Regions from separate parts of the Homo sapiens genome. Here region 1 is linked to region 2. A link is a loop called in an ENCODE intact Hi-C map of the cell type or tissue named here. Cell type or tissue: ovary. All regions are shown on one strand. Each heading gives the region's core, and the rest is flanking DNA. Links, peaks and the distances in the headings are about the cores only. Region 1 overlaps LHX4 (LIM homeobox 4). Region 2 overlaps ACBD6 (acyl-CoA binding domain containing 6).

Region 1 (15,871 bases), core at 3,678-11,677, 220 kb after region 2:
CGAGGCTGGCCTTGAATTCCTGGTCTCAAGTGATCCTCCCACCTTGGCCCCCAAAGCACTGGAATTACAGGTGTGAGCCATCCCCTTTGCCTCTGCTGTCATTAGCTTCCCCTCTGCTGGCTCCTTCCATCCATGTACAGGCATGCTATGATCCCTGCCTGCCTCCCTTCTCTACCGCCCACTCCCCGCACCCTTCAGGGCAGCGCCCCACTCATCCAGAGCTGTGCTGCAGCCCAGCGGTCAGCTCCCCTCTCCCCGGCCTCCCGAGCCTCCCGACACACCTGCTCGCCGCCTCCTCCCATCTTGGCCCCCAAAGCACTGGAATTACAGGTGTGAGCCACTGTGCCCAGCCAAAAGCTTTTCTAAGAAGGGCATTAAGTCCCGGGTTGAAATGAGGCCCATGGTTTACTAAACCACAAGACTTTACATCCCACTTGCTGTCGCCATCACACTGCCTCCAGACTGTCTCCTGAGCTCCTAGCCTGAAAGGTGGGTACTGTGACACCTTTTAACAGATAAGAACTGGGGCTCAGAGAGGTGAGGTGCCGACCCCTAGCTCCCAAGGGCAACGAGCGAGAGAACCGGGGTTTGCAGTCGGTGCTTCTGACACAACACAGCGGACATGCGGCGGGCTTCAAGGGCAGCAAACCCGGCCTTGGTGCCCTGACCTAGGCTGGAGCTCGAGGAGAGGGCCTGTCCCCCTCATGTGGCTCTGAGCCCCCTGCATGAGGCTCCCAGCCCTGCAGTGCTGGGGTGGCCAGGGAAGCCCTCACCCCCCAGTGTGTTAACCCCAACACATGTAATTGGCCCGCTGTCCACCTTCCACATCCTCCGGCTGGCCCAGGTGTGGGCAGAGAAGAGCTGAGACTTCTCGGCTGACTCTCATGGGCCACTCTGGACCCCAGGAGAGGACTAGGTCTTGTGTGCTGGGTCCCAGCCTCTGCACCTGAGCTCCGCCTGAGCTCCTGCTGCTGTTGATTTGTCCACCCCTGCTGCTCCCGACCACCTGGCTGGGCTGCTCACCAGTGCAAGACAGGCTTGAGGGTCTGGACCCTGTAGAAAGGGGGCAGCAGGCAGGCCCTGCAGGGACCGAGCCTTCTAGAACCAGGGGTGCATAAATCCTACACCCTGGCTGTCTGGCACATTCCTGATGGTAAGTTCCGACCTCTGAGCAGACCCGCATGATGTACCACAAGTGGGTCACTGAGACGCTGGTAATAAAGGCAGCTGCCATTCTCCTAGCACCAACCTGTGTCCTGTGCAGAGTGGGCCCTGCACATGTGATCTCATCCGACCCTCACCTCCAGCCCTCAGCCCAATGCCCCGGCACTCACCCCGTGGCTGCACTGCCACCCTGCTCCACTTGCTTCCCGCCTGGGTGACTTAACTCAGGCTCACCCTCACTCCCACCACACCCTTGGTGACTGCAGTCCCCACATAGACCATCCTTCCAGGCCCTCCCTCTCAATTCTTTGACCTCCTGAAGGCTGTGGCCTCTACCCTCCCTCCCACCGCTCACTCCCCCAGACCTTGTTGTTACCAGCAACTGCCACAGCTCCAGGGGTCACTTCCAACCCTCCCACCATTGGACCCCGCTGTTCTTCCAGCTCCCCAGGGCACTGACTCACACAACCCAGGGACTGCCCTTCCCCTTGGGCTTGTCACTGTCCCTCGCTTCCCTCCTTCCTTACCCAGCAGACCCCAGGGCGATCCCACCTGTCCCTCCCCACACACCCTGGACCCTGCCCTCTCTCCGCCCTGCGCCTGCCCCACCCCAGCACGGGCATCCACAGAGCCAGGAAAGCAGCCCCTGCCCACCGGACTGATGGTGCCTCGGGGGCCGGGGGTCAGAATGCACCTCCCACCCGCTCCCCCACTGAGCCCCAGGCTCAGCTGCTGGCGCCCTCCCATTTCCCATGGAAGAGGGAAGCCCGGCTTGGACCCTCCCCACCTCCCACTGTGCCTTCCACTCGCACACCCGGGGCCCCAGCCCCTGCCTGCCACCCACAGGTGAACCATGCACCTCCACCAGACACAGCTCATTCCTTCTCACGTAATGAGACTCCCAGCAACCATCCCCTTTGCCTTCTGTGTCATTAGCTTCACCTCTGCTGGCTCCTTCCATCCATGTACAGGCATTCTATGATCCCTGCCTGCCTCCCTTCTATACTGCCCACTTCCTGCACCCTTCAAGGCAGTGCCCTACCCAACCAGAGCTGTGCTGCAGCCCAGCGGTCAGCTCCCCTCTCCCTGGCCTCCCAAGCCTCCCAACACACCTGCTCGCTGCCTCCTACACTGTGCTCTCCGGCCTCTGCTCCTCTGCTCCTGCTCCTCCTCCTCCCACACCTCTTCTCTGCCCACCCCGCTCCCCTGGGGATCTCACCTCCAGCCCAGACCCCTGGGCTCCAGACTGGGGCTCCACTGCCTCTACAGCACATGGATTTGGAGTCCAAAACCAAACTCCTACCAACACCCCCCGCACCCTCTGCTCCTCCCATAGCCCTTCCCATCTCAGACCACTGTAACTTCATTCTTCCCACAGCTCAGGCCAAAACCTTTGGGCATCCGTCCCCATCTGATCTGTCAGCAAATCCTGTTGACTCTACTCAGAATAATAATAATTATTATTACTATCATTATTATTACTATTATTATTTGGAGACAGGGTCTCGCTCTGTTGCCCAGACTGGAGTGCAGTGGTGCAATCACAGCTCACTGCAAGCTTGAATTCCTGGGCTCAAGAGATCCTCCCGCCTCAGCCTCCTGCGTAGGTGAGACAATAGAAGTGAACTACCACGCCCAGCTTCTACTCAAAATTATATCATGTTGGGGACCACTTCTCACACCCACACCGCCTTCCCTAGCTTGGGCTGCCATCAGCCAGCACCTACAGCTGCCTCCTAACAGTCTCCCCGCTTCCGCCCATGCCCCTACAGGCACTTCTGCACATGGTCGCCACAGTGGGCCTAAGTCACACCCTCGCCCTCCCCTGCTGAAACCTTCCAGTGGCTTCTACCTCACTCAGGGTCAAAGCCACAGGCTCCCTAACGGCCACCAAGGCACTATGGCATCCCAGCGCCATCGCCTTTCCACCCTCCCTCCTCCACTGCCCAGTCCACTCCGCCTCCTCCTGGGGCCCGGGCACTGCTTCCCTGCTGGCACGCTCTCCCCCCAGGTACCTGCATTTCCTGCAGTGGTCCCCTGAAATGTCACCTGCTCAGGGGGACACCCCTGGACCCCTCCCCCTCAGCACTTCCTTCCCTGCTCCACAGCACTCATCTCAGTAGATGCGCTGTGCACTTATTTCTTGCTGACCCTGTTTCCCCCTCTCTAGAAGGCAAGTTCTGCAACAGCAGGGTCTTTATCCGTCTTGTTCACTACTGAATCCAGCACCCAGAGCAGGACCTGGCTGACGATATGTGCTCAGTGCATGTATGATGAATAAATCAGTGAGTGACCCAGTCCTGCGCAATGCTTGAAGGCCTGTTCTTCATTTGGACATGAGGACACTGAAGTTCAGAGAGGGTTAGTAACTGCCCCAGACCTCACAGACAAACGGTGGAGCTGGGATTTGAACTCAGTGCCTCTCCTCTGGGATGTCTTCCTTACTCTTGGCTATTGAAGGCAGTCGGTGGGGACCAGCCCAGGACCCATGTCAGCCTCCTGTGCGTGGAGCTGCCATGGAACGGTGCACCGTCCTGAGGAAACAAAATACTGCACAAGTTGATTTTATGCTTTAATTGCTTGGCGGTGATTTACTGCTGGCCGTATATTTTTTTCCCAGCTGACACTTCCCTACATGTATTTCTTTTATCTATCACCACACTTGACAGGAAAGTTGCTGATATTTACTGTTACTGTATGTACCAATATTTCCAACATATATCACCGCCCACTCTAAGGCCACAGCCATGTCATGGGCACATAAAGTTCTGCCCCAGAATGGGCAGCCTTCTCCAGACACAGACGGGGGTCCTATTTGGAGAAGGCCTGACACCAGAGAATCTTAGAGCCTCGGGGGCTGGGGACACAGCCCCCATGTCACATGCACACATTCACACATATACCTCCCAGCCCATGGGAACAGCCCCTCAGCAATCTGCTTTTTATCAGGATTTTAATCTAATGTTTTTATTTTTAAAGAATATTCGATATTATCATGTTGAGATGAATGCTGCTGGAAAAGCTTTAAAACCAGTGACCTAGTCCAAGGCCCTAATTTCACAGAGGAGGAAATGGGGGCCCAGAGACAAGCAGTGACTTGCCCAAGATCACACAGCTCCATCCATGGCAGGAAGTGGACGAGAGCCCAACTCTCCCGTCCATTTGGCCTCAAGTCCTCTCCTTCCCTGCTGGGGGCAGATTTCCTTGAAGAGGCAACGGGACGTGCAGGACCTGAATCCCTTCTAGAAGAGTCCAGACCACCAGGTGTTTTTGTAAACAAGCACGGATCATGTCATATGCACCAGGCAACTTCATGCGAGGCATCTCATTCAAACCACACACCTGCCCTTGTAGGGAGGGATTAGTATTCCCTTCTTTCTGACAGCCACAGGCTTGGAGCAGTCAGCTGCCTGGCCCAAGGTCACCCTCCCTCCTCTCCCTTACTTCCCGCAGCACCTCATCTGCCCTTCTCACTACAGGCCAATCAGCCTCTGCCAAGCTGCTAGCTCAGCTGTGAGCAAACTCCCCCGAGCGGGAGACGCATCGGGGGTGCTTACTGAGAGAAAAGCCACCCCTGACTCCCACTTTGGGGCCCAGAACCCACACTTTCCAGCCCCACGGATGGCCCAGTGCAGCGGTGGCACAGACCACTCCTACAGAAATCCTGTCACCTATGCTCTTAGCCCACCTGGGCATCTGCAGGTCACTCATCAATTGTCAGAGTCCCAAAGTCCCTCAAGACTGAGGGCCTCATTCTCCAGACGGCGCATGGCAGACACCCGCAGGAACTGGAATGGGTGTGTGGGAGAGAGGCCCCCAGGCTGACCTGCTGTCTCATCCACAGTGCCCACCAGAGACCAGCCCTGTGGAGAAGCTCGTGGCTTCTCAGAGTGGGGCTTCCAGAGACACGAAGGCCTCCGGGGACCAGAGTGACAAACTAGACACTGGCTCTAATGGGACCCTGGTGTGACCTTGGCCAGAGGACCAGCAGGGAGTAAGGCTGAGCCAGATCATGGGCCCTTGAATGCCCAGCCAGGATGCAATGGGGACAACGTGACCAGATGGGCGGAGGGAAGAGCCAGACGGGCTGAGGAGGGAAGGAGGGGAAAGGACCACAATTAGAGAAGTTACAGTGGTGCAGAGGCCCAAAGACAAGGGCCTGAAGGCACAGAGGCTGCAGGAATGTCCAGAGAGGGCCTTTTGGAGTGGTGAACCCCATGGCATGGCACCTGAATGGCCAGGGTAGGGGTGAGGAGAGGAAACCGATCTTCAGCAACGGAGGGAAGGCAGGTGCCGCTGGCTGCTGTGCTGTGCCTGGGCCAAAAGAGGGCTGCCCACAGCTTCCACTCCCATGTCACCCAGATCCCACTGGGGACCCCGTTTCCACAGCCCAGATGCATCTGATCCCCAGACTAATTTGCAGCTAGGTGATTCCAAACAGATTCCTCTAAGCCAGAAAGTCCCTGAGATGTGTCTTCCACAGATGTCAGGAGGCCTTCACCCCAGGCCCCACTCGGGGAGGGTGGCCCAGGCGACTGCAGCTGAACTGCACGCTCTGGGGCGGGCAGACAATCCTCCTCCGACTCATCACCTCCTGATTTACAGCCTCGGTCCCTGGGGGAGCTTCGGGGCTAAGTAATTGCTTCTGCCTTGATTACAGGCCGGCACAAATGACTGTGGGCCTGGTCCCACCAGTGTGTTTGAATCTTTCAAATGTCCACACGCACAGCCACTATCCGGACCATCTGATCGTTACCTTAAAAGGTTTAATTTGCTTAGCGAGGAAATTAGACTATAAACTATTCAGAAATTATGGAAAGTCACACATCAAAGAGACACACCCCTGTGCATTCCTTAAGCACATTCTGCTAGAGCACTGTGTGTGTGCATGTGTGTGCACGCGTGTGTGCGTGTGTGTATGCATGTGTGTGTGCGTGTATACATGTGTGTGCATGTGTGCATGTGTGTGTGTACGCACGATCATGCCTGCATGGCCTGGCAGGTGTGTGGTTATCAGAAATAATAAGTGGCTCAGCAAAAGTCTGACTCCACACTGACTCTACGACCAACCCCAGAACTGAGGCTGCCTCTTTCTGGGGCAACAGGGCACAAGAAAGCTTGAGACAGTGGAAAGCCACCCAGGCGCGGGCTGCCGCCTCCCACCAGGCTGGCCCCGCTCTTTGATGCGAGCGAGCGCTGAGGGCTGCGGTTCCTGCCCACAGCTCTGGACCACACAGGGAGGGAGAGCATCCCATGAGGAAAATGCAGGCCGGCTCCTCACTGAAGGGTGGGCCTTTGTTCAATCCCCTGACCACCACTACCACTGACACAGCCTGGCCAGCAACCCCAGGACCCCGTCCTTGCCAGCCTGGTCCCAGGCCCTCCTGCTGTCTTCTTTCCTCCTCCCTATGTGGGGCACAGTGTAGATGCCCCTCATGGCCTTCCTAAGAATGGACTAAGCACTTCCTTGCTGCTTCTGACTCAGTCCTCACAGTCACTCAGAAAAGTCAGTATTTTTCTTCCGCCTGTAGAGATGGGAAAGCGAGGCTTGGTGATGTCTAACGCCCCAAGTTCACGCTGAGCCTGGACTCAAAACCCCGCACCTGCTCTCCATGAAGCCCACCCCGCAGAGGGGTCGAGCCTGTTTTTCCCCATATTAGCCAATGTCCTGTGGGCAGCTGCCCCCTGCAAGATGAGGAGCAGAGGCCCTGGTCACCAGAGTGGGCTAAGGTCACCAGTGAAGCCCTGTCTGCAGCCAGCACCACCACCCTGCAGCCACGCCAGGCAGAAATGCGCTGTTCTGGACTGCGGAGATAAATGGGAGCAGCTCCCGGGCTCCCAAGGACGCTGCCTACCTGCCCTTGGCGGACAGCCCACCTACGGCCTGCAGACTGGCAGGCTGGGGGAGGGGCACCGCGGGGAGCAGAGGGAGATCCTGGCCTGGCCCAGCAGCCGCACAGCTCCCCTGCGACACAGCGGCCTCCATCCCGCTACCGGGAGCCTCTGGCGCACCCATCTCTGCCTGCCTGCCTTGCCTTGTGAGGGCCTCAGGGGCAGGGAGACCCCTGAGAAGCATGACGTTTTAGACAGGAACCTCCTGGAGTGGCAGCACCCTCAGAACACCCGAGAGTCACTCCACGCCCCCTGACGGGCAGATGGAAATATGGAGCCCCAGTGGCTGGGGGCACAGCTTGAAGCCCCCACAAGCCTGGATTGTCCTTGAAGGCTTTGCCCTTGACCTTACAAACGTGTAGGAACGTTGCCCTCGCTTCAATTCCACAGCTCTGTTTGTTTTCACTCCATAATGGTTTGTTTCTCAACTCTTCACAGAGATCCACATGGCAGGTTTCTCCCATGGACCACAGCCCACCCCGTTCTGCCAGGCTAACCCCCCACTAACTGAGGAGCTCCAGGCAGTTAAGAGTCATCTCCATGGGAAGCTCTCAAGGCTGGTACAGGGGAGACCAGGAAAGCCAGCGCAGGCCCCGCCCTGAGGGAACTCTGACTACCTGACCCTGCAGGGCTGCGGGTCAAGGGGCCACACGGCAGGGCCTGAAACCCGGCAGTGTTTACAAAGCACCTAGCATTCTGCTGGACCCGGGTCACACACGTCTTCTTCCTAGCTCGGTGGGTTAGCGTGAGCTCCTCTCCACAGACAAGGGAATGAGGCTCAGAAAGACCTAGTTACCTGTGCTGACAAACTGCTAACGAAAGATAGGACAGGAATTCAACTGAGCTCCTTTTGGGTTCACCAAAAGGAAAATCACTGCTGAGAAAATCACTCCTTTTGAGAAATGCTCCTGGGTGCCAGGGCTCTTAGACAGGCACTGTGAAGAGGACATAGATGCTCAGAGATGCAAAGAAACTTGCCTAGGGGCACCCAGCTGGCTGCCGACAGGCAACACTTGAACCCAGCTCCAAGAGGTCTGTGCTGTGCTCCAGAGGAAGGCAGCTGCCTGGCTCCTTCCAGGACCCACCTGGTGATAGCAAGGGGACCCAGAAACCCCACTCCTGGATCCCTACTCTCTCTGGGCCCTGGTCCCTTTTTGAGGAGACATGAGAAGGATCCATGACATGCTGGACACATGGTCTGGATAGGACCTGCTTAGCAAATGCGACACGAGGAGTCATTGCCCCGCAGCTTGGGATTCAAATTATAACAGGGCTCGGGACACCCTCTGCACCAGGGGTGGGCTCTCCTGATGTTTGAAGCCGCCACTGAACTCAGAACAAATCATGGTCCCCACTGTGCTCCCTTAGTCAACTCAGTGCCTTTCTTCTTGGGTCTCAGAATTTTATTTCGTTTGGAAAAAAGGAGAGCCAAGGACACAAGCAGCAAAAACAACAAACAACAGCAAAAATCAGTCAGTGTTACTGAGCAAGACAGAGCTCAACAGCCCCCAAAGAAAAATGCAACAACCACAGAGTACAATTTCCCAACAATCCTTCTTGCCTCCTCTGTGTCCACACCAACATCGCCCCCTGCTGCCAGTTACCAGGATCGCCACATGCCCCTGTGGAAGGCTGGGGAAGTCCTGACCTCCCGGCCTCCTTCCACTTTTGAGATATTACAAGGTACTACCCACCTCCAGTGGGTACTCTCCGTATCTCCGTATTGATCTGCAGAACTTCACATAGAATATGACAGGAGGATGCCCCCTGGAGTTGTGCAAAGCAGTGGCCCTCTTCCTTGTTATGGGCAAAGAGATTAAAGTATTGATCCAGGAACTTAGGACCACAGTGCTAATCAGGGAACCAATGAGCCCTGCCCCCACCTCTGAACAGGGCTAGGAGGAGGTACCAGAAAAGGACATGCTTTTTCTTTTTTCTTTTTCTTCAAGGAGCGTGGAAAAGGGACTCTCCCTAGCTCTGACCAGCTGTCTTCCAAACTCCACAGCTAAGAGCATCAGAGGTCTGATGGGCAAATTCAAGTATGTGGCACCTGCTGTCCCTCTCACAAGGTGGCCACAGATGTGACTTCTATAGCCGAGGGTGAGCCAGGGAGGGACCTGGGGTTCCACGGACTGCTTGCCCCCTCCTGCCCCAGCACGGTCTCTGTCCTTACTGCACCTCCACTGTGTGTGTGCCCCCATGTGCCCTCTGAAAGAGGTGCCTGGTGACATCTAATGAGATGGGATGAGGAGCAGGCTGCCCCAGAGCCCCAGGTGGCCAGCAAGTCCCAAGACCCCTGGGGATGGGAGGTGGGACCACTCAGATGCTGGACAGCCTGCTGCCTCCCTGTCTGTACCTAGGATGGAGCCTGCAGCTGTGCCTTCCTGTACCAAACAGCCCTGGTCCCCAAGAGCTTGGTGAGGGCTATGAATCCACCCACTGAGGACTTCAGAGCCACCTGGTCTTCATCTCGGGTTGGCCCTCCATTGACAGGAGGGAGAATCACTTCAGCTTTGAACTCCCCTCCTCACAGCACCCCATCACAGAGTCAATGGCCCAAACTCAGCACTGAATCCGTGGCCAGATGCCCTGCATTACAGAAGGACCCAGCCCTGAGAGTAGGTCATTTCATGAAGCAGAGCAGTGCCGGGAACAAGGGAAGTGACCGTGGCTAAATGATGGGCCTGAGCATTTGCAAGCAGCCTGGGCCTCCCTCACTCAAAGACGCCTTGCAGCATACAGAAGAAACTGGTCACCAAAGCTCGTGTAAACTCACTGGATAATTTACTTGTTGCAGCATCAAACCCAGCAGTGGCCTATGGACAAAGCGCAGAGCCAGGGGCTTACACAGGGGACAGAAAAATGAGTAACAGATAGGCCTTTTCCTCAAGCCAACAAGGAAGATAAACCAGGCACACGAGAAATGGGCAAACCAAAGCATTCTGTGCTGGGTCACCCGGGAGAGGGGAGAGACAGGAAGTGATGGCTCCACTGGGGATCCTGTCTGCCGCGGAGCTGGACTCTGAGGACCCTGGAAGGATGGAAGCCCTGGAGGGTGGGCACCGTCCCTGGAGGATGAAACAGCCTGGGCTGGCGTGTGGAGGCGGCAGCCCACCAAGCATGCCTGGGAATGGAGCATCCTGCTTGGTGGGCGTCAGGTACCTGAGGAAAGCAGCGGGCTAGGACTGGAAGGGAGCGCCGGCAGGAGGCTCTGATGCGCCAGTGCCTCTGGCAGGCTCTGTGGCATATTCAGGGAAGGGGCAGGCCCTGGCCTGGGCTGTGGGGTGGAAGGCTCACCTGGCGGGAAGGCCCACCTGGCGGAAGACTCACCGGGTGGGAAGGGTTGCAGACTACAGGGAGGTGAGTGGAGGGACTAGCCAGAAGGTTTCTGCTGAGTAAGGCCCTGAAAGGATCCAAAAGAGGGCCAGGGCTTGGGGCAGTGGAGCCAGGGGCAAGGCCCAGGTGAGGAGCCGTTCTTGTTATTTCTGGTCTTGGGCCTTTGGCTCATAGGCCTGTGGGGATCCCTCCTCAGCACACACTGTGGGCGCTTCCTGGGTCTAGGGAGACCCTCTTTCCTGGTCATTACTTCTCCCAAACCCAACCCCACGCCTGCGCTGCCATCACCTTCCTCTCCACCCTCTCTTTCCAAACCATAGCCAGCCACTCAGGGTCCAAAAATCAGACAGGGCCCTGAGGAAGCACTGGGGGGTCCAAGGCAGCCCTCTGGCGATGAAGTCCTGGGTCAGTGGCCCTGCCAGGCTTTGCTCATACCCCACAGGCTTCCCTGAGCCGCCACACTGGACCAGCCAGAAACCAGTGGGGTCTGAGGTCTGACTCGGACATCCAGCACCTACCCTGCCCCGAGACGGGCAAGCGGAGGCGTGGCCTCTTGGCTTTCCAAAGGTGCAGGCATACACATCTGCACACACCTCATCACAGAAGCAGGGCAGCTCACCCGACCCCAAGGCTAGGCCCTGCCACCTGCCGCTTCCTGCCCTCTTCACACACACATTATGTTCACATTTGCACCCGGGTACATATGTCAACCCACGCGCGCACACACACACACACACACACACACAAACACAGGGAAATTCACTCCACCCAGGGTCCTGTAACAGCTGCTGTGGTGCTTGGCCAGGACATCATAGAGGAAGGAAAATAGAGGCAAACTCCTGTTGCCCACTGGGAAAGGATGTGGCTAGAGGGAATGGAATTGCATGAATGCCAGAGAAAAGGAAACTAGAGGAGGGTCAGAGGTGGGAAAGCAACAGGAAGATTGTGAGAAAGAAGAGCAGTACACAAAAAGCTCAGAGGAAGGACCAGAGGTCTGTCCTTCCACCCAAACATCAAGGACTTGCCGGGCACCCATGTCACCTGCTGCCCCTGCCTTCCTGTAGTCAACACACATTCACACGCTCACTCACACTCACACACAACACTCACACTCTCACACTCACACAACACTCACCCACACACACTCTCACACACACTGTCACACACACACTCATACACACACTCACACACGCACACACACGTAGGGAGCAGCACATATCTGAGCAAAGTACCGTGGTGACAGTGAGTGCACCCTCTGCACACAGGCGGGGAGGCAGCCCCACGCACTGGTTACCAAGATCTTTAATGTGCTCTTCAACTCACTGCACTAAAGAAATGTGAGAATCCTCAGATATTCAAATCACTTATTCTCCATAGTGAAACCTTTGGGAAGATGTGGGAGAAATCGTATTCTGTATCCAGGACTCACATTTCTCCCCATTACTCCCCCTCAACCCCCATCTTCCGAATACACAGCTTCAGCATGAGGTGCCTCTATGGGGCTTGGTTATCTGGGCTGGGTGTGTTCAGCCTTTGGCGAGCCTCCCTGGCGCCCCCTGGGCCACCCAGGCTGGTGTGACTGAACACAGGGCTCAGCGTCACTGATCCCTAACCCCCACCTCCGGCTCTTGGCTTTGCTTGCTGCCAGCTGCTCCACATTGGCTAAGGCACCAACATCACTGCCTTGGGTAATAGATTCTGGGAGAGAAGTCAAGGACTAAATGCCATGGAAAACACCTTCCAGGAGGTCTTCTCACCCTGATCCAAAGCTCCAACAGGAAGTTTTTGATGAACCCCACCCCAGAAAGGAAAATCTCAGACAGTCTTAAGAGCTAACACTCAAGTGTCAGGCACTGTCCTGAGGACTTGATGCATAAATAGACTTATTTAAAGCTAATAAAAACCTCATGAGGTAGGGACTACTACTGTGAGCCCCATTTTACAGATAAACAAACTGAGGCATAGAGAAGTTAAGTAACCTACCCAAGAGCACACCGCCAATAAGTGGGTTCGAATACAGGCAGAGCCTGGACTCAACCATCACATGAAACTGCCTCTTTCTTAGTCATGTTTCCATATAAAGTGACGACATTGACCGAGCCTGGCTTGCCTCCTGCCAGAAGCAACTCTTGCAAGCCTCTAAGGCCCTTGAAGCAGGCTGTGCAAACACAGTCACAGAGACGCCTCTGGATGTGGACATGAACCTAAAAGCAGCTGCTCTGAAAGTTGTGGGAATGTTACAACCACATGCCCTGAAGCACCAATATATCAGGACAGAAAGAGCAACTCTTTCTGTTGCTCTTTGGAGCAACAGAGGAGATTTGCAGAACTTTGTCAACCACCCTGGAGAAATCTAGCCCAAGGCCTCTGGCTCCTCACCCCTGCCCCATGCAGAGATCAAATGAGGTCTAGAGGCTGAACCTCTGGCAGTGATGGGCCAGTGATCAGAAGGGGGACCTCAACAAGGGGCATCCTCTCAGCTCCAGGATTTACCTGCCCCTCCCAGAGTGGACTCTCCACCCTCCCTGGCCTACCCTGCTGCAAACTTCCCCCTCACTGCTTGGGGAGAGGCAGAGACAGGCCAGGGCCACGAGACGGACCGTTCTGACTTACTTGAAGAAGTCCTCCTTGCAGTAGACGCTCCCAGCCCTGGAGAAGCACCTGTCCGCCAGCTGCATCTGGCAGTCTGCACACTTGAGGCAGGAGCTGTGCCAGTGTCTGTCCAGGACCTTCAGGATGAACTTGTCCAGGATGTGCTGGTTGCAGCCAGCGCACTGGGGAATCTCTGTGAGGAAGAGGAGAGAGAGGCACTGTGAGCCTTCCACACAGCCCTGCTAACCAGGCCAGGCCCTGGCGGGTGCCTTCCCACTCTGCTGATGGTGGAAACAGACATGGCCCAAACCGCAGAGCTGTTGCATATAGTTGTACAGGTTATACATTGCACACAAACGTACGTAGTCAAGGAACAAGTGGGGACTGAAAGCCAACCCTTGCTTTGCTGGCCAGGCTGTGGATTCTGGCTTGGGGTGACTTTGGCCCAGAGGAATCACTCGTTTCTAAGGGCACCACAAGGCTAGCAGCAGCAGCTAACCCATTTATGTCAGCTGCAGTTCCACAGCCAACAGGCCAGGAAGGCTCAGCAACATCCACCTCTGTTTCCACGACATTTTCACAAGTGATTGGAAGCTCTGCTAAAAACATCAGCCCCCAAAGTGAGCCCTGCCCAGGCCTGGACTGAAAGGCCATCTGTCCTGAAAAGCAAATGATAAATATGGTGTGGGGGAGGGGGCGGGCAGTGATCAAGGTCCAAGCCTGAGTGTGCTCTTGTAGAGAAAATCTCAATATTTTAATGAACTGCAACTGATACCATAGATTGGCTGGATCAATACCTCATCCTAATGTGCCTTCCGGTGCTGCAGATAGGAAAGCTAGAAACTGCTTTTCCAGATGCCCTAGCGGCTCACATTTTGAAGATGATTGAGTCTTCCAATCAAATGCTCTTGGGAAAGACTTGAATTCAGAACTGAGCTAAATGTCAGGATAGCTGAGGGGCAGGCTCCCATTGTGCTGGTGTGCGTCACGGCGGAGGCGATGAAGTGCTTTGGTGGGTATTGCACTGTCCTGATCAGTCACAGCAGAAGCAGTGAAATTCTGGGGGCTGAGAGTTATCCTGGAAGCTCCAACCAGCTGGCTCCACTGAGTTGAAAGTCACCTGCCACCTGATGAGTAATCACTTTTCACTTAAATAGTGAAAGAAGACTCTATTGTCTGCAACAGAACCCTAACCACTGCCCCATCCGGTTCCTGTCCTGGGTGACTTCCTATCTGAGGTCTGTTTCTCCACCATCCCATCTTTCCAAGGGATTGCTTGCGAATTTGATAGTATTTTGAGTCACTGACTGTTTCAACATCTACAAAATGGTCAGGTTTCCGTGGTTGGATGAACAAACAGTACTAGGATCTCTAGCCATTTTCCCCTGTGCTTTTCAAAAAAGGAAGGTAACAAATCAACAAGTATTAAGAAGAAAAACAAAAGTGCAAGCGTTTGGCCTCCTACAGTATCCTCCTGATACAGCACTCACGAGGCTGGCAACCCCAGGGTTTACCACCCCTATTATAAAAGACACCTTTGCTCGTTGTTTGTCTAAACGGTCACTGCCTAGCACGGTGCCTGGCACACAAGGGTAATGCCATAGATGTTTATCGCTAAATAATAAATTGATTAAATCCTGTCTGAGAGGCTCACCTTGAAACAGCTTTTCACTAGTATCTCCTGTACACTCCAAAATGTCAACAGCAGTAAAACCAAATCTCTCATGAATCATACATGGGTTTTTTTTGTTTGTTTTGTTTTGTTTTGAGACAGAGTCTTGCTCTGTCATCCAGCCTGGAGTGCAGTGGCACAATCTCAGCTCAGTGTAACCTTCACCTCCTGGGTTCAAGTGATTCTCTTGCCTCAGCCTCCTGAGTAGCTGGGATTACAGGCGCATACCACCACACCCGGCTACTTTTTGTATTTTTAGTAGAGATGGGTTTCACTATGTTGGCCAGGCTGGTCTCAAACTCCTGACCTCAGGTGATCCGCCTGCCTCGGCCTCCCAAAATGCTGGGATTACAGGCGTGAGCCACCACGCCTGGCCTCATACATGTTTTTGATTCATATCATATTTGTTGGTTGTGATATAATTTAAAAAGTGTTAACATAAAGGAATTACCCTCAATGTACTAAGAAAAATTTTAAACACATCTAAACCTATGTAGAGAGAAGGCTTTCTTGACTATTAAGACGTTTGTACTTAAACCCTATAAATAGGCTATTGGGACACTCACTAAATGCCATCACTAGCCCTGTACACAGAAGTACCAACTTTGGGCCCAATTAAACCCCAACCCCAGCCTATTCCCTTCATGGCCCCAGCACTACCAGTATTTGCGTGGAAGTCAGGCCTGGTATACATGCTTTGCCTGTTGACCCCTTTCTCAGACCAAAATATCCCATGAAAACTATCAGGTGTCCCACTTGCTAATTGTCCCAGTACATACAGGATTCTTTTTTTTTTTTCTATCTCCACAGTTTTCCTCCTTGAGGAATACGCAGTCCAGTCAATCAGTACTTACCCAGGAGTTCCACTGTGCCCAGCAAAGTACTGAACAATGACGGCCACAGGGGTTTCCACCCAGTGAGGGCATGGGCAGGACACGGGGTGGGAATGTGGATTCTGGAGCTCAGCTGCCTGGGTTTGGATCCTGGCTCTGCTTTTTAAATTGGAAAAATGACTTAGCCTCTCTCTGCCTCAGTTTCCTCACCTGTAAAAGGGGGTGATGATGACAATAGTGCCTGTAGGATTGTTGTGAGGAGCAAACGGATTGACACATGGACAATTTTTAGGACAGGCCCTGGTATACAGTAGGTGCTCAAGACAGGCTTGCTATTATTAGGAGATAACTGTCATGCCCACGGAAAGGCAAGTTAGGCACC
Region 2 (17,224 bases), core at 3,776-11,775:
ACATCTGCCAAGATCCTATTTCCAATTAAGGTCTCATTGACAGGTACTTGGGATTAAGATTTGGGCATACCTTTTTGGGGGTCACAATTCAACTCACTACACAGATTTATCTGATGTTTGCCCTGCCCTATCCCTGGAATTGGCTGCTTCTCTTTAACTCTTTAGTAGAGAATAGTATTTAGAAACCAAGGTCTGGATGCTAGGGTATGTTCATTGCTACTGGAGTGTCATTGCTTCTAGGCCCTCTCAGAAGACAGATCTAAAATTACATACCCTCAAATGTATGTATCTATAGATACACACACTTTTTTTTTTTTTTTGAGACAGAGTCTCACTCTGTTGCCCAGGCTGGACAGATTTGCAGTTGTGCAATCTCGGCTCACTGCAACCCCCGCCTTCCGGGTTCAAGCAATTCTCTGCCTCAGCCTCCTGAGTAGCTGGTAGCTGGGATTACAGGCGCCCACCACCACGCCCAGCTAATTTTTGTATTTTTAGTAGAGACGGGGTTTCACCATGTTGGCCAGGCTGGTCTTGAACTCCTGACCTCATGATCCACCCGCCTCAGCCTCCCAAAGTGCTGGGATTAAAGGTGTGAGCCACCGCGCCCAGCCATACACACATTTTGTATATACATGCATACATAACATATGTATGTATACGTATACATACGTGCGTAGATACACATGTTGAATACATATTCATTGTAGACACAGACGTGTATACATGTATTAATACTTATATTACTCTGACACGTGTATATCCTATATCAGTATTTATATATTTATCTACTTGTATACTAAAAACCATAAGTTTATATTCATACCTGTAATTCCAACCCAACACTACAGGGTACATGATAGCCTTCCCTCTTTCATATTTGTAACTCCTTTCTCCAACAGAACAACCCTGCTCCCAGTATCCTCAATGTAGTTACTCATTTGCTTAAGTCTAGAATATACAGAAAGTAGTTTCAGAATTTCTAACCTATACCACTGTGAAAAGAAAATTTACCAATAAAGTTCTCAATAGGAATCTTACTTTGTTTTTTGGCAAAATTTATGTATAGTGAAATGTACAAACATTAAGTGTGTAATTCAATGAGTTTTGACAAATAATAAGGCAGTTTTGTAAAAACTTTGGTGAAATTGGAAAATAACCGCACCCCAGTCACCTTGTTTTTTTGGCTACTACTAAATTGACTCTGATCACATGGAAGTGTAATAATTTTCTTTAGTGTGAATGCCCTGAGCCATGAGGTAACCCTGTTCTGAAGTGGTTTCCTTGCTTGTAAATAAATAATGTTGACATGTAAAGCAGGACCACCAAACTGTAAGTCTTGTAGTAATTTTAATGTATTTTCCACTCTGGACAAAAAGATGTGTTTTTATTCCTGATAAATATTAATAGTTCTAGAAGAGGACATTTTCCAAATTAAAGAATTAGGTATTTTTTCATAATTCCCGGGTAGTATCTGATATTTTCCATAGCTCTTTGGAGAAGATTCTTGTTCAAGATGCATGGGTACTATTTCTTTTGAGTCCTATTATACAAAAGCTTTCAAGTACTAATAGCAGAATGATTACATTTGAGTGTATTTGGTATCTTAGTCATATACACTAGGCAAAAACAAAAAAGCAGCCCATTAATGACATTAATGATCTCTCTCCAGATATCACTGATTAAAAGATTAATAGTATGTATTTTGCATATATAATTGTATCCTAATCTGTAATAGATTACCATTTTATATTGAACCAAATATAAAATGAGGCATTTTGTTCTTTTTTCTACCATGTATTAAGGTATTATTGATACTAGTCAGTCATTTATTTCACACATTAGTTTTATACTTACTGTGTGCAAGTTGTAGTTCTAGGGGCTGGGGATTTAGCACTGAACACAGCAGAACAACCCCTGCTCTTAGGAAGCTTACAGTCGGACAGAGATAAGTAATAAAGTAAATATTATAGTAAATATTAATAATGTATTAGTAAAGTTGTAGTGTCTTAGAAAGTGATTAGCACTGTGGAGAGAAAGCAGGGAAGAAGGATAGGGCACACAGGAGGCAGGGGTACCTTCTTAATTTAAAATAAGATGGTCAGGAGAGGCTCACTGAAAAGGTAACATTGAGCATAGATTGAAATTAAGTGAAAGAATGAGCCATACAGGGGGAAGAACATTCTGTATAGAGGAAACAGCTAGTGCAAGTCTCTAAAGTAGGATCATGCCTGACGTACTCTAGAAACTGCAATAAGGACTGAATGTATATGAGAACGAGGGGTGGAGAAATAGAAAATGAGGCAGAGTTGGGCACATGGTAATATAGCCTGCTGTAATAAGGATTGTGGCTTTTACTCTGAGAAGCGAAATATACTGATTGTAAACTTGTAAAAAGACTTAGGTATTCCTCCACATTGTCCACTAAATGATATTTTCATGAAAATAATAGAGGCTTATGGAAACAAAAATTCAAACAGTGTGGAAGAGTATAAAATGAAACTTTTAGAACAAGTACCTTGCCCCACACACTCACACACTTTCAGTCCCATTCCCTAGAAGTATCTTTTCACTTGTGACTGTTTCTGTAATCCTCAGAGCTACCTCCGTAACACTGAGCTCTAAATTCTTCTTTTAAAAAAGTTTTCTTTGAAAATTGAACGTTTGTCTGATATATAGATGAAGGTTAACTTAGTTTCTGCAATTCCACTTCTCTTTTGTCCTCTTCCTCCGTTTCTACTCGCATCTAGTAAAACCTTTAGTGACCACCAGAGGGAGCAAAGTTCAACATAAATAAGATGCGTTTTTATTCTCGGGAATTTCTAGTGTTTTCTGTGTGTTTCAGTGATATTGTTAATACCTTGGTTCTCTCTTGCTTTTTTTTTTTTAACTTCTTAGATCTTTAAAACTTTTATATTTACTCGGGATCTTATTATTAACTTCATTTCTCTTCACCTCACTGATCTGATGATGTTTAGACTAGCATCCATTGTTATTTGTGTGTTGACCATGGAGAAAAATAGCATAGATGGGAGAACTGACACTCTCCTTTCTTTAGTTCCAGCAGCCAAATAAGTGGTTGTCTAGCTGTCCAGTATCCATCTAGCCTTTTGCAAAATTGGCTGCTATTCATCTGTGGTTTTTGTAACATCAGCTAGTTATCTTTTACCTATAAAAATTATTGAAAGATAGATAAATTTATACCTGTTGTTTATACTTACCTATGAAGGCAGTCATAATTTTTATAATTTATATTTAAAAAAATAACTAAACAGATTTGTTTTTGACAAAAATTTACCTTTGACTTTTTTCTTGTTATTCATATCTAATTTTTGTTGACTATAAGGTATTAAATTGAGGTTCTCTAGGTGCCTTATGCTAGAGAATATTTCTTTAAGTTATATATTTCTCATGTATTAAAACTCTCATCTCAGAAAGAAATTCACCTGACTATCGAACTTGATAGTACTCCATCCAGCCCATAGACTCTTCAAGGCAAGGACCGTGTCAGATTCGCCTTTGTGTTACTATTTACCACCTACAAAGTTCAGCACAGGGCCATACCATAGAGGATACCTAGATTATTCTAATTTCCTTATAATTCTCTTTTCCAGGGTAAATAACATGAATCCATTATATTTCTCTCTTAGAGTGTATTTCCAACCTTCTGGTTCTTCTTTTGTTTCTTCAAGTTCCAGGGCATAACTTATGCTCAGTATAAGGGGAATACTTTATTTAATTTAATTAGCATTTTTAGAGCATATAGATATGTAGGATGCTATTAGCAATTCCTGAAAAAAGCTACCTGGGAATAAATAGAAAACTTAGCATTTTTGGTTAAAGACTAACAGTGTTGCTGAAGAAATTAAAATATACACAGGGAAAGTGAATTTTGAATTAAGATTTGAGTATGGTAAAGGCCACTTTTAAGGTAATAGAAATATTATAAAGCACAAAGTCTGCATGATTAAGTATTTTTTTGCCCCAAGTTTCAGCCTGTGTTGATGATTTTCAAAACTGTGTCTCTCCTTATCATTCTTGCAGTTTTAACCACAGTCTATATTGATTCTAAATTTATTTTTTAGCCCTGATCTTTTCTGTGATCCTGATCAGGGATTAGGGTTTTTAGACCAGGGTCACAAAAAAAAAAAATCAAAAACAAGCGCCTTCATGGGCCAAGCCATTAACATAAATGAATGAAGTCGGTTTTGATTTATATAGAGAGAATCACAAGGTTGTGGTTTGCAGTGAAGTGCATGCCCTATTTAAAGAGGGGAATTGGATGTTAGCTCCAGCCAGTTATTGCCATGAATGCTCAGTAGTGCCAGATCTGATATAAAATCTTGTTTTTTTTTTGTTTTTTTTTTTGAGACGGAGTCTCACTCTGTTGTCAGGCTGGAGTACAGTGGTGCGATCTCCGCTCACTGCAGACTCTGCCTCCCGGGTTCCAGCAATTCTCCTGCCTCAGCCTCCTGGATAGCTGGGACTACAGGCACATGCCACCATGCCCAGTTAATTTTTGTATTTTCAGTAGAGACAAGGCCTCACCATGTCGGTTAGGCTGGTCTCGAACTCCTGACCTCAAGTCATCCACCCACCTCGGCCTCCCAAAGTGCTAGATTACAGGCATGAGCCACCGTGCCCAGCCTGAAATCTCATTTTTTAAGTGACATCTTCTGATTTTTTTTAAAGTTAAACATAATGTGAGCCTAATCAAGTACTTCTACAAGCTCCATTTGACTTGAAGAACTCTGCCTTTTTGGCTTTGAGTTTCATGTGCTGGAATACTTATTGAGCATTTCTGTTTAGTGTTGCATTGGCACTTCAGACTCAACAGGTCTAAAATAGAACTTATCAACTGTCTACCCCCTTACCCTGCCTTCAGATGCTTTCTTCTGCTTCTTTCCTTATTTAATGGTATTGCCATATACTGAGTTCATTCAAGTGAGAAACCTAGCAGTGATCCCTGAATCTTTTCTTACTGCTTTTTCTTAGTGACCTATTTAATTAGTTACCAAGTGTCACTAATTTTATCTTTTAAGTAATCTGCATCTATCACTTTCTTTCTACCCCTACTGCCTCTTTCTTAATATATCATCATCTCTTGCCTAGGCTGTTGCAATGCCTCCTGTATTCTCCTTGTTTTGAGTGTGGTCCCTCTGAGTTCTGTTTTCCACATTGCTTCGGACGTGACTTATCTGAATGTATATCTGACCATGTTTATCCCATTTAAAAGTGGTTCCCCTTTACTCACAGGCTAAATTAGCATGATATACAAAGTCCACCATAATCTGGTTTATATCCACATTTGAGTCCCACCTTTTATCCCTCTTCATCTTTTATTTTAGATTCCAGTACTATCAGACTGCTTGTATTTTCTGCTTGTATTTTCTTTTTTTCTTTGGTTTTGAGACAGGGTCTGGCTCTATCACCCAGGCTGGAGTGCAGTGGTGCGATCTCTGCTCACTGAACCCTCTGCCTTCGGGGCTCAAGCCATCCTCCCACCTCAGCCTCCTGAATACCTGGGACTACAGGTGCGTGTCACCACACCCAGCTAGTTTTTTGTATTTTTAATAGGGACAGGGTTTCGCCATGTTGCCCAGGCCAGTCTCGAACTCCTGGACTCAAGCAATCCACCCGCCTCCGCCTCAAAGTGCTGGGATTACAGGCGTACCTGCCATACTGCTTGTATTTTCCTACAAATATATGGGGTACCTGTGAAATTTTGTTACATGTATATAGTGCTGTACTGATCAAATCAGGGCATTTCGGGTATCTGTACATTTTTGTCAAGTGTAGTCCCTCTACTCTGCTATCAAACATTGAATTTATTCCTTCTTTCTTACTGTATGTTTATACCCTTTAACCCACTTCTCTTCATTTTCCCCTCTTCCCCCTACTTGCCCCTCCCAGTCTCTGTTATGTGTCTTTCCACTCTCTACCTCCATGTGATCAAATTTTTTAGCTCATATATATAAATGAGAACAAGTGATATTTGTCTTTTTGTGTCTGGCTTATTTCACTTAAGATAATGACCTCAAGTTCCATCCATGTTGCTGCAAATAACATTTCATTCTTTTTTATAGCTGCGTAATATTTCATTGTGTATATATACCACATTTTATTTATTCATTCATCCGTGATAGACATTTAGGTTGACTTTTTATCTTTGCCATTGTGAATAGTGCTGCAATAAGCATGCAAGTATTGATTTCTTTAGAGAAGAGGCTTTAAATGAGATTGATGAATATTTTGTTTGTTTTTAGAGACAAGGTCTTGCTGTGTTGCCCAGGCTGGAGTGCAGTGGTGCAATCCTAGCTCATTGCAGCCTCAAACTCCTGGGCTCAAGTGATCTTCCCACCTTGGCGTCCTGAGTAGCTGGGACTACAGGTGTGTGCCATCACACCAGCGAATTTTCTTTTTCTTTTTCTTTGGTAGAGATGGGGTCTTGCATGTTGCCTGGGCTGGTCTTGAACACCTGGGCTCAAGTGATCCTCCTGCCTTGGCCTCTCAAAGTGCTGGTGTTACAGGTGTGAACCACTGTGCCCAGCCAAATGGATATCTGAAATAGGCATTTCTCTAGTATAAACTTCTTTTTAAAAAAGGGATTTATAGGCTGGGTGTGGTGACTCATGCCTGTAATCCCAGCACTTTGGGAGGCCAAGGTGGGCAGATCATCTGAGGTCAGGAGTTTGAGACCAGCCTGACCAACATGGTGAAACCCCGTCTCTACTAAAAATACAAAAATTAGCCAGCAATGGTGGTACTGTAATCCCAGCTACTTGGGAGGCTGAGGCAGGAGAATTGCTTGAACCTGGGAGGCAGAGGTTGCAGTGAGCCGAGATTGTGCCATTGCACTCCAGCCTGGGCGACACAGCATGACTCCGTCTCAAAAAAAAAAAAAAAGAGAGATTTATAGAGCGGGAAAATTTTGCTTCAGGAACGAGGCAGAAAGTCCAAAATTCCTTGTCTAGGTTGTATTGTTCTAAGTATTATAAATTGAATTGTTGTTTAATTCAGTGGACTATAGAGGGCAGTGTTTCACAGTTTAAAGTTACTGATTTTTCTGTGAAACTAAATACACTTCAATTATGCTTATTTTGTGTATTTCTCTAATAGACACACAATAAAAACTATAAGATTAGAAATTATTTTTTAGCTGTACTTAATAAATAAAAATACATTTTAATGTAAAATTATAATAATTTCAATAAAGATAATCTTATTATCTTTACATCCCAAAATGATGTACTTTTGGGATAATAGATTAGAATTAAAAATGACTTTGTTTTCTTATTCAATCCATGTAAGTTAAGAAAAATAAGCATCATATGGTGATCTAAATTTATTAGAAAATTTAGAGAAAATTAGTATCCTGTGCAACTAAAATTTTCTTTTGCAAAAGAATTTTTTTTTTTTAAAGAGATGGAGTCTCACTATGTTGCCTAGGCTAGACCTGAACTCCTGGGCTCAAGTTATCCTCCTGCCTCATCCTTCCAAGTAGCTGGGACTACAGGTGCACACTGCCTTGCCCAGCTTGCAGAAGACTTTTTTAAGACTTCTTATTTGTGCATTAGAGCAGAATAAGCTTTTTGCAGATACAACAGTTACACATTTTAGTAGATTAATTGAATTATGATGTTAAAGCTATAGCTAAAAGAAATAATCTAGAAATAGTTTCTTTCCTGATTTTAATAAAACATTTCTGACTTATTTTAGTAAAAAAGTAACCTGTGTGTATTAGTTGGGAATTAAGAACTAGAACTGCATTTTATCTGTTTTTTAAATTATAAGGAGATTATTTTTTCTACTGAAAAAAAAATTCGTTCTAATGATAAACTCTATTATGACATGTTTTGTTACTAGGAACAGAGATTGATTATATTTTGGGCCAAATTTATTAACCTCCATATAGAGGTAATTTTCAGTACAGAAAAGCATGGTGTGTTATTAAAAACATTTAATGGTCTATCCTACTGACTTTATAAAGAGTTATGCAATATTTAGGAACTGTAGGATTCTTAATGCTTGTGTGTATGCTCTTATATGTGTGTATGTGTTTGTTAGTGGTCCCTGTTTGTGGTTTAAAAATGTATAGCAGTCCTCCCTGATCTATAGTTTTGCTTTCTGAGGGGTTTCAGTCACCTGAGGTCAACGGTGGTCCAAAAATATTAAGTGGAAAATTCCAGAAGTAACCAATTGATAAGTTTTAAATTGCATGCCCTGTTGTGATAAAATCTCTCCTGTCCCACTCCATACATCCCTTTGTCAAGATGTATCCATTACCTGTTCCTGTATAGGAAAAAACATAGTGTATATAGGGCTCTGTAGTGTCTACAGTTTCAGGCATCTACTAGGGGTCTTAGAATACATACCCCATGGATAAGGGGGTATAATGTTATACAAAGCATTATATTGTGTAATGTTTTGGTTAGCTTCAGAGGGGAACTGGTTAATAGATATATAATCTGATATATTCATTGGATATTTTCACATTTCTTCCATCCATGTACTTGTGTTGTTTTTGAGTTTTCTTGTTTTTTTTGTTTGTTTTTGTTTTTTGTGCTTTTTTTGAGACAGAGTCTCACTCTGTTGCCCAGGCTGAGCGCAATGGCATGATCTCAGCTCACTGCAACCTCTGTCTCCCGGGTTCAAGCAATTCTCCTGCCTCAGCCTCCCGAGTAGCTGGGATTACAGGTGCCCGCCACCACGCCCGGCTCATTTTTGTATTTTTCGTAGAGACGGGGTTTCACCATGTTGACCAGGCTGGTCTCAAACTCCCGACCTCAGGTGATCCGCCTGCCTTGGCCTTCCAAAGTGCTGGGATTATAGGCGTGAGCCACTGTGCCCGGCTGAGTTTTCTTGTTTTATTTGCCAATTGTACTTTTAAATTTTCTTTTGTGATACTTGTCAGTTGAGGAAAAGAAGCATTGTATTAGCCTATATGTGTGCATAGGCAAAAACCTTTGAGTGACAACTTCATTCTTTTTTTAAAAAAAAAAAATTTAACCCATTTATGCCTAGTGTTCCATTATTGGAATGCAAAGCTTGTGGGAGTTATTTACATCCTACTGCTCAAGGTCATTGCCAAGGTCTGATTTTCACAAAAAAAATTTTCAACCTCCGGCATAAATGAGTTAATAATATAACTTAAACAGAACGTGTGAATGCTTTTTGGCTTCACATTCCATCTTTAAATAACACCATAGTTTTGCATCAGAGATCTCAAATGATTTTACCTGGGGATAAACTTCTAGTCTTTTCATTGGTATTGGTGGGATTGGGTTGCATTGGAACCAGATTCAGATTTTGGTATGTGATAGTTGTTTGTTTTGCTATTTTCCCCTAGCCATAATATATACCTGAGTGCCTAGACATGATAAATGTTATCTTCCAGTTGTCCCGTTTTTCCTTAGGTTGAATTTTAATATATTCAATAACAAATTTAGTGAAACTCTTAATAATCCATGTTGTTGATTTAAGTAAAAGGGAAAATGAAAAGTGCCCCACCAACTCTTTCTAGGTGTTATAGCATTTTCCATCATATGGTAAACACTAGGTCATTTTACTTTATTTTTTTACATGAATGTTCATAGTCGCTTTATTTATAATAACCCCAAACTGGAAACCAAAATTTCCATCAACAGGAGAAGGCTAAACAAATTATGGTGTATCTACAGAATGGAATACTAAATAGGACCAAACTATTGGTATACATAACATGGTGGCTCATGCCTGTAATCCCAGCACTTCGGGAGGCCAGGATGGGAGGACTGCTTGAGCATAAGAGTTCAAGACCAGCCTGGGCAATACAGCAAGACCTCATCTCTACAAAAATAAAAAATTAGCTGAGTGTGGTGGTTTACACCTGTGGTCCCAGTTACTCAGGAGGTTGAGATGGGAGGATCGCTTGAGCCCAGGAGGTTGAGGCTATAGTGAACTCTGATCATGCCATGGCACTCCAGCCTGGGCCACAGAGTGGGACCCCATGTCAAAAATAAATAAATAAATAAAATTCTAGAAAATGCAAACTACAGTGACAGAAACCAGATCAGTGGTTGCCCGGGGATACAAAGTAGGAATAAACAGCAGGGATTACAAAAGGGACACAAGGAAACTTTCCGAGATGGTGGATATATATGTTCATCATCTCGACTGTGGCAGTGGTTTCACCAATATACGTCAAAACTCATCAAACTGTACAATTTAAATATGCACAGTTATTATATGTCAATTATATTTCATTTAGGCTGTTAAAATAACACCACCTTTCACTGTCAAAACTATCTCAGTTTGAATGCTGGTAATATTCTATTTCTTGATCTGGATGCTGGCTTAATGGATTTTTAAATCTGGGTGTTGATTTCATATTTATTCAGTTTGTGAAAACCCACTTAAAATATGTACATTTTTCTATATACATGTTAACTTCAACTCCTTTCCTCTCCACAAAAAGCCTGAAAGAATCCCTGAAAGGGACATGTAGAAAATGTCCCAGTTGGACAGTAAATTATAGGGAGACAACACTGGATCATTTTAAATGTAGATCCTGAAAGTCTGTTGATTTGGATTTGAAATCCAGTGAAGGAGGATATTTTTTTATTCTCCATTTGTTTTAAAAATACACTGGTACAAAAGTAGGTGAAATTATATAACACAGACTTAATGAATGTATTATTTCTATTCTAATATATTCGATAGCTAAAAAGTTTTTAGGTAAAAAGCCAGAAAGATTCTATTAGTCTCAATTAGTCCTTTTAACAGTCTTGTAGAGAAAATAATTCCCCTCTTACAGATGAGGAAGCTAAGGATCAGAGAGGTTAAGTAACCCAGCCCATAGCCAGAATGTCCAAAAGCAAAATTTCAGGCCTAGGCTTGCTTAACTTAGATACCTGAATTATTTTCTCCACATGACATTACACATTTTAGAAGATTTTTTTTTTTAGCTTTTCAGATATATTTTATGTTTTATGTTGTATTTCTTTAAATATCAGCTATTTGGCCATATTTTATTGGAGGCTGGTGCTCTTTTCTAGGGCTGCATACCCTTTTAAAAGCAAGTATGAATTTCACCTATATTTAAGCTATTCTAATATACCTCTCATTTTATAACTTTTTAAAGAGCAATATACTCCAGATGTGTTTCAGGATGGCTTTATAGCTTTCTGTGCTACCTTGACAACATAGTGCTATCTCTTCTTGTATTTCTCCCTGCGTATAAGTGAATATTAGCAGAATTATGAATAAATTGGAAATTGTAAATGAATAGAAAAGTGGTCTTTAATTCAGTAAGAATTGGTAGTCTTTGGAAGTATTTTGAAATACTACTTTTAGATTTACAGGGAGGCAAAATCTCAACATGGAATGAATATTATAATTTCATAATTTTAACCCTATTATGTATAAGATTGACTATGGGTGTGTGTATGTATGTACATATATATACAGGTGTTAATATGGACGTTACTTTTTAGTACAAGTAAAAGGTTATAAGAAATATTTTAATCAAGTGAATCCAGAACTTATTTTGGTGGTGGTGATGGTTTCATTTGTATGTTTATGTGTGTGTGTATATGTGCATATGTGTGGGTTTAATCTCTCTGTGCTACTGTTATTATGTACCATTCAATATCAGTAACTATAGCAAAGGGAGTTTGATGGTATTAGCAATAACTTAGACACAGTAAAAAGCTGAAAAACAGCAAAATTGTATATACATATATTACTGACTTGTATTCCAAACAATCCTATCTATATTGCCTCAATTTTTTAAAATGTGTGGACAATTTATCTCTTTTTACAGTTTTTGAAATTCTTAACATTTTGGGATATTAAAATTTTGTGTTACAAAGTTAGATAGAGACATTTTAAAGTTTATTTCTTTCCCCATCGCCCTCCCCTCCACTCCTGCCAAATTTGACTCGTGTAAAAGTTTTTTTTTTTTTTTTTTTGAGACGGAGTCTCGCTCTGTCGCCCAGGCTGGAGTGCAGTGGCGGGATCTCGGCTCACTGCAAGCTCCGCCTCCCGGGTTCACGCCATTCTCCTGCCTCAGCCTCCCAAGTAGCTGGGACTACAGGCGCCCGCCACTACGCCCGGCTAATTTTTTGTATTTTTAGTAGAGACAGGGTTTCACCGTTTTAGCCAGGATGGTCTCGATCTCCTGACCTCGTGATCCGCCCGCCTCGGCCTCCCAAAGTGCTGGGATTACAGGCGTGAGCCACCGTGCCCGGCCCGTGTAAAAGTTTTACATATTGAGAGACTAAATGTTTAAAATATCTAATATTTATACAATAGCTGATTAAATCATTTTTACCACTATCTTAATCTTTCTGCTTTTTCTACATACAAATTTTTATAGTCCATGGAGCATTTCACTTGTATATGTTTTATTCTATGGAATTATTCTATGCTTTTGTTCAGTAGTATTCTACTAGATTCCTATACTTCCAAGTACTGTATAGTCTTTGTTTTCATATCTATTTGTGTTGCAAAACTAGGGGGTGACTATGTTAATTTGTCCCTTGAGATTCAGTTCAGCTAAGATTTATTGAACCTCTTCAGGCTGTATTACTTAGCATAAACTAATGCTGTTTCTTGCTGAAGTCTTACAATAATAATAATGATTAATTATATGTCATCTTCTTAAATTTTTAAAGAATTAAAGTACTTTAGAATGTGTTTTTCCTGGTAAACTCAGGATACCAAATTACTCAGCTTTTAGCTTTTTTCTTTAGCATTCCTGCTGATCAGTGTAACATGAAATCATCCAGTTCAATTACTGTATTATTGGACTATGATTTTGAAAAACTGATTTAGATTTTATTAATTTTTTAATCGTTATTGATGATATACACACCCGCACCCCCGCACACACACAACCACCCAGCCTGCCTTTGTGTTTGTAGTGTCTTCCATGGAAATTTAAATTGGGGAAGTTTCTCTCTAGACCAACAACTACCCTCTGGCTTTATTATCCAGAGTTTCCAGGAATGCCTGATGAAGTACTTCAGCTACATCTACCCTAAATCACAATACTGTTGTCCTCTGATACTCTGAGCCATTCTTGTTTACCAATAAAGTGTGTGCCATTCATTCATAGTATAATTTTTTGCCACACATCACCTAAACGTTACACATCAACTCTTGAATAGTGAAGTAATGGAGAGTTAACAAATTTGGTTCCCAAATGGGCCCAGCAGAGGATACCTTAACTTAAAGGAGGGGTTTGACACTATAGTGGGACTGACCAAGATAGAGCAAAGATATTTTGGAGCTCCTCAGGTCTGGCCTTGCCCTATACGTACCTATGTTCCTAAAATTTCAGCACCTTAGAAATAATATCATTAAGTGAATAACTTTAGTCATTAGAGATAGGAACATTTTTCTTTGTTTATAAATATCTGCATGCATGTGTGGGAGAGAGATTTTTGAGGAAACTCATTGGTATAAACCTCTGCTGAGGCATAAGACCATGTATTTTGAATAATTTGCTATACCAACCATACTTGGTTTTTGTTTGATCATTTTTATGCTTAAATAAAATCTGGAATTTAAAATTTTATTACCTTACACCTATTGGGAAAGAGTAAAGTGCCAGTTTTCTTGATATGGTGTGGCTGTGTCCCCACCCAAATCTTAATTTGAATTGTATCTCCCAGAATTCCCATGTGTTGTGGGAGGGACCCAGGGGGAGGTAATTGAATCATGGGGGCTGGTCTCTCCCATGCTATTCTCGAGATACTGAATAAGTCTCACAAGATCTGTTGGGCTTATCAGGGGTATCCGCTTTTGCTTCTTCATTTTTCTCTTGCCGTCACCATGTAAGAAGTGCCTTTTGCCCCCCACCATGATTTTGAGGCCTCCCCAGCCATGTGGAACTGTAAGTCCAATTAAACCTCTTTTTCTCCCCAGTCAGGTATGTTTTTATCAGCAGCATGAAAACAGACTAATTCATATCTCCTTCCAAGTTGACAGATAAACTTTTTTTTTTTTTTTCCTTAAAATCTCACTCTGTGTTGCCCAGGCTGGAGTGCAGTGGCACAATGATGTCTCATTGCAGCCTTGACCTCTCCAGTCTCAGGTGATCCTCCCACCTCAGCTTCTCGAGTAGCTGGTACTACAGCCACATGCTACCATGCCTGGCTAATTTTCGTATTTTTTTGTAGAGACATGGTTTTGCCGTGTTGTCCAGGTTGGTCTTGAACTCCTGGGCTTAAGAGATCTGCCCACCTCAGCCTCCCAAAGTGCTGGGATTACAAGAGTGAGCCACTGCACCTGGCCAACAGATAAACTTTCAATTATTTGCGTCACTTAGGAGCAAAGAAATATCAATTGCAAAAAGAACAGAAGAACAAATTCTTAAGTTGCAAATTTCTATTTATGTTATATTCACAGGTTAATACAAAAAGTTCTGAAACTTTAGAAAACAGAATATTTTTCTTTAAGAGACGGATTTATTTCATCAAAGAAATTGAGCAGTCAATTATTTTTACCTATCTTCACACAGTGGCATTTGGTCTCAAATACCATTTTAATTATGTGCTTTAAAAAATCAATTCAATTTAACTTTATTTAAAAAAATACTTTTTGTGAGCACAAACAAAGTGACCTCTTAATGCCCGGATATGATGAAATGTGGATGTAGCACTTGTTGGTACGCAAATAGTTAAAACTGTGGTGTTGTCTTTTCTAGGTGTTTAGCAAAGATTTTTCTGTATTCTAGAGTTCCTTGTCAACTGTGTGATCATAGAATCATGGGAGGCTTGAGATCTTCTAGGCACTGTTTGAAATATTGTAATATATACCGTAGTTTAAGTATGTGCTGTTTTGCAGATAGCCCTCATTTCATGCAGAGTCCTGTATTTAAATAACTCAGTTCATTGCTATTCTAAGTAGTGCTTTTGCAGTTAAACATCTGAAAGGCGATTGACTTTTTTCCTATAGCACCATAATTTATAAGAAAACATAAAATGAAAAGACTAGACCAAGATGATTCTGGTACATGGTTGTAATCTTAATATCAGTTTAGAGAGTAAAGACTAAGTCTGTTCAGAATAGACTGTTTAACCAGCTGATCAGCTGGAATTTCATATAGCTTCATGGTTCTTGTGGGTATTTTTTTTGCTGTTTTTTATCTTTATGTTTAGGTGTTGGGTGTCTTTGATTTTATGTCTTCTGAGAAATTTATGATCCTATGCTTTATTTGTGACACTAGTCTCAGCTTAGGCAATTGATTGAAATACGATATAGGGAAATTTAGCATGCATTTTTTAACAGCTTAAATTGGAAAAATGAACCAACAATGTTAATGTGGAATTGTTTTGGAGCAAGGTAAGAAGGGAACAATAGGTTAATTTCTTTCTATTTGTATTAGTCTTTTATTGTTAAAATCTTATTTATTATATTTGACATAATTTGCTTTTGGAGATTAGTAGTGTATTATGCTTTAAAGTTGTGAAGGAAGATTGTAATTCATTGAAATTATATATGTAGAAAACAAATTTGTAAACTGTAGAGTGCAATGCAAGTATAAATTTTATATCAAATATGATACTTAACTGAGGCAAGTATTTTATTAATATGCCACCAAAAAATAAACGGGATGCAATGTTAGTGTTGCTGAGGATATTAGTGAATGTTAACCTGCACATGGTAGGCTATGGTGAATAAATGACCAGGTTGAAATTATAGAGAAATTATTCACAGGGAAACATTAATACATTTCCCTTAATGTGGCTGTACCATGGCAAACCTCGATTCTTACGGGATCAATTTAGTTGTCTAACTCATATTCCTTTAATTTAGAGTTGGAAAATTATTTTCTTCATCTATATTGAATCTGTCAGTTGCATGAATTAGATTTTATTAACCAAGTTGAAAATGAATTCAGTTTTTGAAAATGTTTTTAAAGGCCTAGATTTAAAACTCTGTAGAATTACTATATTGTTTTCAGGCTCACTATAGAGTATCCTTCTTCTAGAGGCAGTGGAATTTTATTTTCTTTACAAAGCATGTGAAATACGACTTCTAGTTATTTGACACAATTTCTAATTCAAGACCAAAAATATTACTAACTTTACAGCTTTACTTTCAAAACTACCAATGTTTGTTGGACTTTGAATTCTTGGAGTATGGCAAAGATGAAAAGGGGGAGAGTTAGGGGATGGGTTGAACTTTGCATACAATGCAGAATCAAATCTAAAAAAACAATCAGGGTAATTCTTGACAGGTAAAAAGAGCCTAAGAGGAAAAATAGAAGATGCTATTACAGATTTGGGTCTGAATTTCTCAATGTGTATCTGTTTATGGAAAAGGACTATATATTATTAAACATGGTTATCTTATGGTCAAAACCCTGTAGTAATAAAATAAATTTGAGCACTGGCAGTGCAGCTTGGTTGGTGTATAGATAGAGGTGATGGCAAGCAGGTGTTCTGTTTGATACTGAAGCATTCTAGCCACAAGTTGAGGACATATGGAAAACTGGGTGGAATTGCAAATTTTTCTTAAATGTCAAAGTTTCCCTAACCCTACAAAATGTAGTTGTGGAAACTAGGATAAGGCAGTTGTCATGTTTTTGCCTTGTCTTCCTCTGTGGTATCTATGGAAAGAATAACCAGCAAAGATTTTTATGGTGTTAAGCTAACTGATAGCCTTAAATATCTGATTTAGGGGTAACTTGAAGTAATTTTTGGAAATAGGGCAGAACCGAGATTAACAGAACCTTGTAGACTCATAATGGAAGGGTGAGACATTTGTAAAAATAGTCTGTCTCCAGGAGAAATAACAAATGCCAATAAACAGAGAAAGATGTTCAACCTCACTAATAATCAAGAAATGTAAGATAAAACAGTATATACTACTTCTTATCTGACAGATTGAATTAGAAGACTTGTTGGCAGAGCATGAGAAAATAAACCCAGTCACGCATCTTTAGTGGAGTGTAAATTGGCAGCAGTCTTCTAGGATATAGTTTCTTTGCCTCCTTAAACCAGCGGCCTTCTTAGCCTCCTTTGGTGTGAGGACCCGCGTCAGCAGGACCTCCTATCCAGCCAAACTCATGGAGGCTTTGACTCCTACTGCTTCTGGGCTTAGGACATGGGGGACAAAGGTGGCAGAATCTCTATCCTCAGTAATTGCTTGGAGGAATTACCTAGCAAGCCCAGAAGTTCAAGAGGCAAACTTTGCCCAAGGATAGGCAGGAGATAGGAAAAGACTGGCAGATGAT

The links. A loop is a pair of places that touch in the nucleus more often than their neighbours do. Peaks named below come from ENCODE experiments on the same cell type or tissue, not always from the same donor. Only the 100,000 strongest peaks of a DNase experiment are listed, where the experiment ranks them.
Region 1: it touches region 2 in a loop (3-fold over the local background); 93 of 110 quality-filtered maps call a loop at or near these places.

What each region holds. Positions count from the first base shown.
Region 1 is chr1:180,245,591-180,261,461 of GRCh38, reverse strand. It overlaps LHX4 (LIM homeobox 4), which reads right to left. Exons shown (of 6, transcript NM_033343.4): 2 at 13,006-13,177. Among named protein-coding and RNA genes, the nearest start is that of LHX4-AS1, 21 kb to the left of the region's middle. RefSeq lists enhancers at 2,754-3,523, 6,981-7,500, 11,350-12,330, 12,616-13,116. In ovary, for the core only: no CTCF peak of the experiment used is centred there; a DNase peak (open chromatin) is centred at 8,661.
Region 2 is chr1:180,468,171-180,485,394 of GRCh38, reverse strand. All of the region lies in intron 3 of ACBD6 (acyl-CoA binding domain containing 6), which reads left to right. Among named protein-coding and RNA genes, the nearest start is that of ACBD6, 26 kb to the left of the region's middle. In ovary, for the core only: a CTCF peak has its summit at 6,988 (motif pointing right); no DNase peak of the experiment used is centred there.